Linked DNA regions of Homo sapiens: region 1 is linked to region 2. A link is an interaction called in ENCODE POLR2A ChIA-PET data of the cell type or tissue named here. Cell type or tissue: Panc1. All regions are shown on one strand.

Region 1 (5,000 bases), 62 kb after region 2:
CTATTAATCTCAATAGAATGGAATGATCAGATGTGAGATCTTTGTATACCGTATGTTAATTCATTTTCTTTTGTCTTCAAACTTAGAACATTAGCTTAAAACACTACAAAGTATGGGGCTGGAAAAGATTGTGTTGGGGAAATATTGGTTCATGTATCAAATAGAATAAACCTGAAGTACATTAAATGGTAGTTTTAGTTATAGTATCCATACCTCATAAAGATCCTTCTTATTTCATCCGTTTCTTTGCATATCCATTAATTATTCCTTTGGACTCTGTGTAACTTATAATTTTAAGGGTGAGGCCAAATGAAAGGCACACATCAGAACAAGCAATTACTTGCAAGGAGGTTTCGCCTCTTAGTTTTTCAGGACACAGTGCAGACCGGAGAACGGTAATGTGGTTTGCAATCTCAGTGTTTGAATGGTGGTCTATGTAACTTGGTGTTCTTAACAGCTGTAAGTGAGGCTGGGCGCAGTGGCTCATGCCTGCTGTAATCCCAGCCTGACTCATGCCTGCTGTAATCCCAGCGCTTCCGGAGGCCAACGTGGGTGGGTCACCTGAGTGAGGTCAGGAGTTTGAGACCACCCTGGCCAACATGGTGAAACCCCCTCTCTACTAACAATACAAGAATTAGCTGGGTGTGGTGGTACATGCCTGTAATCCCAGCTACTTGGGAGGCTGAGGCAGGAGAATCACTTGAACCTGGGAGGTAGAGGCTCCAGTGGGCTAAGATCACGCCATTGTACTCCAGCCTGGGCGACAAGAGTGAGACTCTTTCAAAATAAATAAATAATGAAACAGCTGTAAATGCTTAAGTCTTTAGGGCGTGTCAAAGATGCCTATGTAATTTATTATATGTTTGTATTCTACAACGTTGTGCACTCTTTGTTAGGAGGATGAAAATAATAGATAATATGATTGAAATACCATGCCATCTATGCATGGAGTGTATTAATATAATACACGCACACATTTACCACATACCAGGCATTGTGCTAAGCCCTCTGTATGGATTAATCTTTCAAACCTCACAATGTATTGTCATTATATAGTTAATAGGTAAGGAAACAGATTTAAGGAGCATCATTAACTTGCTCAAAGTCACCCAGGCAATAAGTGGTAGAGCCCAGATTTGAAGCCACACCTGCAGACGTCGGAAGCAGTGTTCTCAGCTTCTCCTGTTTTGCCTTACTGGTTTCTGACAGTCATATGCACATACCCTGTGGAGGAGATGAAGATAACGGCTAATTCAGCGAGCATGCTGAGTGCCTGTGGCCACCCGGTCATGTTCTAGAAGCCATGGTAGCTGTCCTGTCTGGGCTAATGATTCTGTAACAATTTAGGAATGCATTCAGGGACACTACCTATGTTTATCCCATTTGAACCAGGGAAACAGGAACCTTCATCTTCCCAAAATACTTACACATAGTTTTAAAAAAATCTATTCCAAAAAACCTTATTGAAGTATTCGTATCGATAAGTGCATAATGACAGTACAAGTTGACAGATTTTCAAAGCAAGAAACATTATCAGTAGGTTGGGAGCTGGTGCTCCTCCTAGTCACTCTCCCTTTAAGTCCTGAGACTGCCAGCCTCCTGAGCTTATACTGGTAGTTCCAATGGAAATACATAACAGAATGCAAGGCTTTTACTTAACTCCTCCTTCTAGTCCTCATCTTGACCTCCCTTCCACTCGGAAGCGTGCCTCTTACAGATATGGGTGATGATAGAATTGGAATATCTCACAGTCTCAGATTTGGTACCTGACACGCAATTAACAATACTAATATTACTAATGCCAGTATTGCTAAAAACAGTTGTCTTATGCATATGCTATCTTCATTCTCCCTCTTTAAAAAAAAAAAAGCTTTTTTTTTTTTTTTTTGAGACGGAGTCTCGCTCTGTCGGAGTGCAGTGGCGTGATCTCCGCTCACTGCAAGCTCCGCCTCCCGGGTTCACGCCATTCTCCTGCCTCAGCCTCCCGAGTAACTGGGATTACAGGCGCCCGCCACAACGCCTGGCTAACTTTTTTTTTTGTATTTTTAGTAGAGACAGGGTTTCACCGTGTTAGCCAGGATGGTCTCGATCTCCTCACGTCGTGATCCACCCTCCTCGGCCTCCCAAAATGTTCGGATTACAGGCGTGAGCCACCGCTCCCGGCCAAAAAAAGGCTATTTTTTGAAGAGCAGTTTTCGATTCACAGAGAGCTGGAGCAGGAAGTACAGATCCACGTCTCTCCTCCATCCCCCGTTCCTAGTTTCCCATATTAACATCTTGCATTGGTGTGTTACGTTTGCTATGATTGCTGGACCAATATTGATGCGTTATTATTATTATTATTATTTGAGATGGAGTCTCACTCTGTCACCCAGGCTGGATTGCAATGGTGTGATCTGGGCTCACTGCAGCCTCTGCCTCCCAGGTTCAAGGGATGCTCCTGCCTCAGCCTCAGCCTCCCGAGTAGCTGGGATTACAGGCAGGCGCCATCACACCCGGCAAATTTTTTTTTAATTTTTAGTAGAGATGGGTTTTCACCAAGTTAGCCAGGCTGTTGATGCATTATTATTAACTAAAGCTTATAGCTAACATCAGGGTTCACTGTATATAGTATAGTTTTATGGGTTTTGGCAAATTAATGTAATGTATTCACCGTTACAGTATCACATGGAACAGTTACACTGCTCTAAAAATCCTCTCTGCTTTACCTCTTCATCCCCTCTCCCTCATTATCTACCTCCAAAACCTCAGACAACCACTGAAATGTTACAGTTTGTCTCTATAATTTTACCCTTTCCAGAATGTCATATAGCTGGAATCGTAGGGTATATAGCCTCTACAGATTGGCTACTTTTGCTTAGCAACATGCATTTAAGATTCCGCCATGTCTTTTTGTGGTTCGATAGCTCATTTCTTTTTAGCAGTGAATAATACTCCATTGTCTGGATGTACCACAGTTTGGTTATCCATTCACCTATTGGATGATATTTTGGCAGCTTCCAACTTTGGACAATTATGAATAAAGCTGGTGTAAACATTGTTGTGCAGATTTTTGTATAGACAGAAGATTTCAGCACATCTGGGCGAATACCTAGGAATGTGATTACTGGATCATGTGATAAGATTATGTTTAGCTTTATAAGAGACTATTAAGCTGTCTTCTCGAGTGGCTGTACCATTTTGTTTTCTACCAATAAAGAATGAGGTTTCCTGTTGCTCCACATCCTCACCAGCATTTGGTGTTGTTGGTGTTTTGGATTTTAGCCATTTTAGTGGGTATGCAGTGGTATCTCATTGTTTCCATTTGCAATTCCTTAATGACATATGATGCCGAGCATCTTTTCATATGCTTATTTGCCATATGTTTATCTTCTTTGGTGAGATGTCCATTCAGATTTTTCACGTACTTTTTAATTGGGTTGGTGTTCCTGAGTTTTAAGTCTTTTTTTTATATTTTGGATACTAGTTCTTTATCAGATATGTGTGTTAACAAATACTTTCTCCTTGTTGGCGCTGGTCTTTCATTCCCTTAATGATATTTTTCACACAGCAGAAATTTTTAATTATAATGAAGTCTTATCAAGTTTTTCCTTCGTAAGTTGTGCCTTTGGTATTGTATCTAAGAAGTCATTGCCAAATCTCAGGTCAACTAGATTTTTCTCCTTTGTTATATCTAGAAATTTTTATAGCTTTGTGTTTTTCATTAGGTCTGTGATTCATTTGGAGTTCATTTTTGTGAACGATGTTAGGTCTTTGTCTAGATTGATTTTTGTGTGTGTGTTGATGTCCATCTGTTTCAGCACCGTTTGTTGAAAAGACTCCTTTTCTCACTGAATTGCCTTTGCACTTTTGCCAAAGATTAGCTGATTATATTTGTGTGGGTCTATTTCTGGGCTTTCTATTTTATTCCAGTGACCTACTTGTCTATTGTTTCACCAACTCCACACTGTCTTGTTACTATAACTGACATTAAGTTTTGAAGTTGGTCAGTGTCAGTGCTCCAACTGTATTTTCTTCAATATTGCATTGGCTGTTCTGCCTTTCCATGTAAATTTTAGGATCAGTTTGTTGATATCCATAAACTTGCTGGTATTTTGACTGGAATTGATATGTAGATCAACTTGGGAAGAACTGACATCATAACAGTGTTGAGTCTTCCTGTTCATGAACCTGAAGTATCTCATTGTTTATTTAGGTCTTTGATTTCTTCCATACTAGCTTTGAAGCTTTTCTCATATAGAGCTTGTACATATTTTGTTAGCTATATATCTAAATATTTCATTTGTTTGGTGTTAATGTAAATGGTGTGTTTTTAATGTAAAATTCTATTTTTTTATATAGAAAAGCAATTGCCTTTGTATATTACCTTGTATCCTGCAAACTTGCTGTAGTTATTAGTTTCAGTTCTTCTTTGTTGATTCTTTGGGATTTTCTACGTACACATCATATTATCTGTGGAGAAAGACAGTTTTAATTCATCCTTTCCAATCTGCATACATTTTGCTGCTTTTTCTTACCTTACTGCGTTAACAAGGACGTCCAATCTGATTTTGGCTAGAAGTGGTGAGAGGGGACATCCTTGCCTTGTTCCCAACTGTAGTAGGAAAGCAACTAGTTCCTTAACATTAAGTATCTTGTTAATTGCAGGTTTTTTGTAGATATTTTTTATTAAGTTGAGAAAGTTCTTCCTCTATTCCTAGTTTGCTAAGAGTTTTTATGGGTGTTGAATTTTTCCAGTGCTTTTTCTGCCTCTATGCATATAATCGTATGGATTTCCTTCTTTCACCTGTTTGAAGTGATGGATTGCTTTTGTTTTTGAATTTGAACCACCTTTGCATACCTGGAGTAAGTTCCACTTGGTCATTGTGTGTACTCTTAGTACATTTTTGAATTTATTTGCTAACGCTTTGTAGAGGATTTTTGTATCTATGTCCATGAGAGAGATTGGTCTGTAGTTTCTCCTTTTTGTAATGTCTTTGGCTTAATGAGTTAGAAATTGT
Region 2 (5,000 bases):
GGACTGTTACCTTTCTGCTTTATTTAATTTCCCCGCCCCCCCCCCACCCCCACCTGATTATGATTGCTTTTCCTTGAAGCTTAGAAGAATATGCCATGTAAGGGCTTGGTTTTAAAACTTACGTATGACATATTTTAATGTTGTAAAAAAATCACTCAACAAATGTACCCAGCACTTTGGGAGGTTGAGGCGGGTGGATCACCTGAGGTCAGGAGTTCAAGACCAGCCTGGCCAACATGGTGAAACCCCATCTCTACAAAAATACAAAAATTAGCTGGGCATGGTGGTGTGTGCCTGTAATCCCAGCTACGCAGGAGGCTGAGGTGGGAGAATTGCTTGAACCCAGGAGATGGAGGTTGCAGTGGGCCAAAATCATACCATTGCACTCTAGCCTGGGTGACAGAATGAGACTCTGTCTCAAAAAAAAAAAAAAAAAAATCACTTTGGTAGCACAGTGGAGGAAGGCTAGAAGAACCTACAACATGGGAAGGAAGAAGCTTATGATAGAAATCTAGATGGGAAGTGTCAAAGCCTTGAACGGACCCAGAGGGGAAAGAGATAAAGGGAAGGGCAGAAATCTGAGAGACGGAAGGCAGAATACATTGGAAGCACAGTGTTTGGACTCTGATGATATTTTAATGAGGACATGAATTGAGGATGACTTTCTATAGGTAATTTGTTGGATGATGGTGGCTTAGGAGACTAAGATTTAAGGGAGAAATGTTTTATTTAATTTGGAGTATTTTAAGTTGGAAGACCTGTTTAAATGGAGCTGTCTAGTTGGAAGCTGATGCTTGAGAAGGAATTTGGACTGGAGAGGGTGATGTAGCGGGGGTAGGTAAAGTTAGGTGAGAGGATAAACTGAAAATATGCCCCAGATTACTCCCACTGCATGTGAGAAATAAATTATCCACATCAAACACCACTGGTGAGAAATACCCATATCAAATTAACTCAGAATTTTGAATAATTTAAAATAAAAGGTAGTTAATCAATTACCTGTTTGGCTATTCTAACAGCATCAGTGACACAGTCTAAGATCATTAATATTCGACTCTGGAAAGTGTTTTGATCCTTTTCCTTTTGAATATAGATGTGATTAATGTTCTAAAAATGCACAACTCTCCAAACAAATCTCATACTCTGTGAAGACTCAGAAAAATCCAGGCAGTTTTCTGTAATAATAACCCTGATTCACTTTTCAAACTTTCTGTTTCTTCCATAGTGTGGATAAACTTCGTTTCTCTGATGCAAAACGGAGTTTACCTTCAACTTCTTGATATTGGGCATGTGAATTTTTCCATGCAGTACTTGAGGAAAGCAATTAGACATTGTGTTTTGAAGGCTTCCCGGTAAACCACACACCTCAAGACAAATTGTATCAGAAAATCCCTTTGCCACCTCCCCTACTTAGCTGTCTCAACAGTAACTTGAAAGCAAGTCTCACGGGCAGTGAGAGAGTGTTGCCTTAACAGAATTGTGTAGGTGAAGTAGCATACAAAAGCCAGAAGGCTATTTTGAAAGAAAAATTAATTTTCCTTTGGAGATTTTTTTTTGCACAAAAAAGGGATATATTCTTGCCTTTAGCACAGACTTTAGACCAAATGTCCTATGTCTGCATTTGCTTTGCTACCTTTCAAGTTGTTTTTCTTTTTCCTAATATAGTCTCACAAGAAAATGGTAATTGTTGTGTTAACAATCTCCTCACTGCTATCATCTGCATGAAGCTTCTCAAGTGAGCCAGGGTTCCCTAGCCTCATTAAATTACCATGTCTTTCCAAGCCACAAAGAAGACATTTTTAGACCTATTGTGATTTAACAGAAGGAAAAGTCTTACACTGTCAGAAGCATTCTCTATGCACGAGTCATTGAACAATTACAGTCACTTACTGTTTTCCTCTGGCCACAGTTAGGGAAAAGGTTTAAGTGGAGAATGTAGAAACGGAACTCCTTGCCAGCATTGTGTTACCCCTGTATTTCATGAAGATGATTTTTACCTCTTTTTCATCTGCATAAATGCCATCAGCCACTTGGAAATACTTCAAGTCATTGTAACTACTCTTTGATGGTAATGTTTAAGTGAAAACCTAAGTATTATGATTTTGCATTGCAGTGGTCTTACAAAGCTTTCAAGACCACACACTGACAAGTTTATTGATCATTCTGCATAACTTTCAAATTTTGTTTCATTTTGGTTTTTATTGTTTGTAGTGAGGAGAGGGGGAAGGAACAATAAGAATAGCTTTGACTGTAAGGTTTATAGGGTCGTTTAGTTATAGCTTTGGATGAAGACAAACTTGGCTAATAGGATGCCCCTTTTGCCTCCAACTCATTTATGTAAAACAACTCTGTCTTTCCCCTGAAGAGAGGGAAATCAACTTTGTGGACCAGATAGTGGATTTTCATTTACAAAGCTGTTTGCTCAGCCTGGAAAACAATATCTTCACTTAGTAAATAATTGATGTGAAGAGGAGACCATTTTAGTCTATGACATTTCCGTTTCGATCTTAACTAAAACACTAAGTAGGGTTTTGCAGATTTGCTATTTAGATTATACACTTGGCAATGTTTTATGTACATCTGCTTCAATTTTTCAGGATGAAGAGATTGGCTTATATAATTATGTGACTATTAGGTTCAATTCGCCTTGTGCATTTGTTATATTTGTATTGCTAGCGAGTCACAGCAAATTTGGGGGAACTATCCCTAGTTGCTAATTACTAAATATGTAGTGAAATTGGGTCTCCTTTTTCCTCGGAACTTCTGCTGCTGGAGGCCCATATGCATGGATGCAAGGTAAGGAGAAAGCACATTTGGCAAGCATGAGCTGATCTCTAACTGCAATGGAAATGTGCCTGCTTGTCTCCCCCCTGTGCTCCAATGCTATATGAATAATTGATCCTGAATGGCTGACAACCAGCAAAATGATCACACTGGGCTGCAGCAATCTGTGAAACTCTGAAATAATCTGCAAATCGGAGCATTTTTCCTAACCGAGTTCATAGTTTGCATCAGATTGTCAATGGCTTCTATGCTCCTATAAAGTTTAAAAAGCTGTTGGTTCTGTGGATTTGGCTAAGTGGGCATGGCCTATAGGCAGAACGGATGCTTTTAAGTACCTTCTGTCCTGTTAACTTCTGCTAGTTTAGTTGCTGCCCCTTCCTTTACCAGCAGGGTCGTCTCCTGCCTTGACTCTGTTTATGTGTGTCCTGTACAAATCACTTCACACTTGCAAACGTATTTTTAACCATCAGAGCCTCCAGTTCTTCCTGAGGGGGTCTCATACCAGAGAGTTGCTTGGCCTATTCACAATATGCATGTCACACTACACATCAAACTTCTACACATAGGGTTAGATCAGGGGCTTTCAGTAAACTTATTTATTTACTGTGCAGTAGCATCATTGTTTCATTTTTTTTTTCTAAAATGATGTATTCTATAACACTTCAGCAAAACTTCAGTGTAGAAAATGGAACTTGGCTCTATTAGATGGGAGGTCTGCAGGCATTTCAATTAGTGAGTTGCCAAGGAGAGACTGAGGGGTGTCCCCTGCAAGACAGCAGGGGGACAGACAGCACAGGAAGACAGATGGGGAAGACGCACCCTCAGGGACAAGTGGTGGCAGTGCCTGTGTTTCTGGAGTTGGTTCCTTCTGGTGGGTTTGTGGTCTCACTGACTTCAAGAATGAAGCCATGGACCTTCGTGGTGAGTGTTACAGCTCTTAAAATTGGCATGGACCCAAAGAGTGAGCGGTAGCAGGGTTTATTGTAAAGAGCAAAAAAACAAAACTTCCGCAGCGTGGAAGGGTACCCGAGCAGGTTGCGGCTGCTGGCTGGGGTGGCCAGCTTTTATTCCCTTATTGCCCCCTCCCATGTTCCATTTTTGTCCTATCAGAGTGCCCTTTTTTCAATCCTCCCTGTGATTGGGTACTTTTAGGATCCTGCTGATTGGTGCATTTTACAGAGCGTTGATTGGTGCATTTTACAATCCTCTTGCTAGCTACAGAGCGCTGATTGGTGCATTTTACAATCCTCTTGTAAGACAGAAAAGTTCTCCAAGTCCCCACTTGACCCAGGAAGTCCAACTGGCTTCACCTCTCACCTGGACTCAAAGCTCCCAGCCAGCCCCTGTTGCCCAGAGCACACATGCTGATGACGAGGGCCACTGTCTGCCTTCCTCCACCTGGGGTATTTGTCACATGGAGACTGAGTCAGGTTGCATTAAGGTCAGTTCAGAGACCTTTGCTAAGAGACCAAGGCAAAAATACCCAAGCACATATATAACAAGGACAGAATGAATTACAGTCCAACAAATGTATAAATATGTTCAGGTAGGCTGGGCACGGTGGCTCACGCCTGTAATACTGGCACTTTAGGAGGCTGAGGCAGGCAGATCACTTGAGGTCAGGAGTCCAAGACCAGCCTGGCCTACATGGTGAAACCCCGTCTCTACTAAAAATACAAAAAATTAGCCAGGCATGGTGGTGCATGCTTACAAACCCAGCTACTTGGGAGGCTGAGGCAGGAGAATCACTTGAACCCAGGAGGCAGAGGTTGCAGTGACCCAGTGACCCAAGATAGCACCATTGCACTCCAGCCTGGGCAACAAGAGCAAAACTCCGTCCCAAAAAAAAAAAAAAAAAAAAAAAAAAAAAGCTGGGCATGGTGGCTCACGCCTGTAATCTCAGCACTTTGGGAGGCCGAGGTGTGTGAATCACCTGAGGTCGGGAGTTCGAGGCCAGCTTGACCAACATGGAGAAACCCTGTCTCTACTAAAAATACAAAATTAGTCAGGCATGGTGGCACATGCCTGTAATCCCAGCTACTCGGGAGGCTGAGGCAGGAGAATCGCTTGAACCTGGGAGGTGAAGGTTGTGGTGAGCCAAGATTGTGCCCAGCCTGAGGAACAAGAGCAAAAAAATCCATCTAAAAAAAAAAAAAAAAAAGAAAGAAAAAAAGACATATGGCCAGATGGAAAGAGCTGATTGATGCATGATATCA

Evidence for each region. Peaks named below come from ENCODE experiments on the same cell type or tissue, not always from the same donor. Only the 100,000 strongest peaks of a DNase experiment are listed, where the experiment ranks them.
Region 1: POLR2A ChIA-PET joins it to region 2 with 5 read pairs; 2 of 35 experiments call an interaction of 5 or more read pairs at or near these places.

What each region holds. Positions count from the first base shown.
Region 1 is chr10:16,802,555-16,807,554 of GRCh38, reverse strand. The region is part of intron 2 of RSU1 (Ras suppressor protein 1); the gene reads left to right. Among named protein-coding and RNA genes, the nearest start is that of RSU1, 12 kb to the left of the region's middle. In Panc1, no CTCF peak of the experiment used is centred here; no DNase peak of the experiment used is centred here.
Region 2 is chr10:16,864,603-16,869,602 of GRCh38, reverse strand. All of the region lies in intron 59 of CUBN (cubilin), which reads left to right. Among named protein-coding and RNA genes, the nearest start is that of RSU1, 50 kb to the right of the region's middle. In Panc1, no CTCF peak of the experiment used is centred here; no DNase peak of the experiment used is centred here; H3K27ac peaks cover 1,286 bases.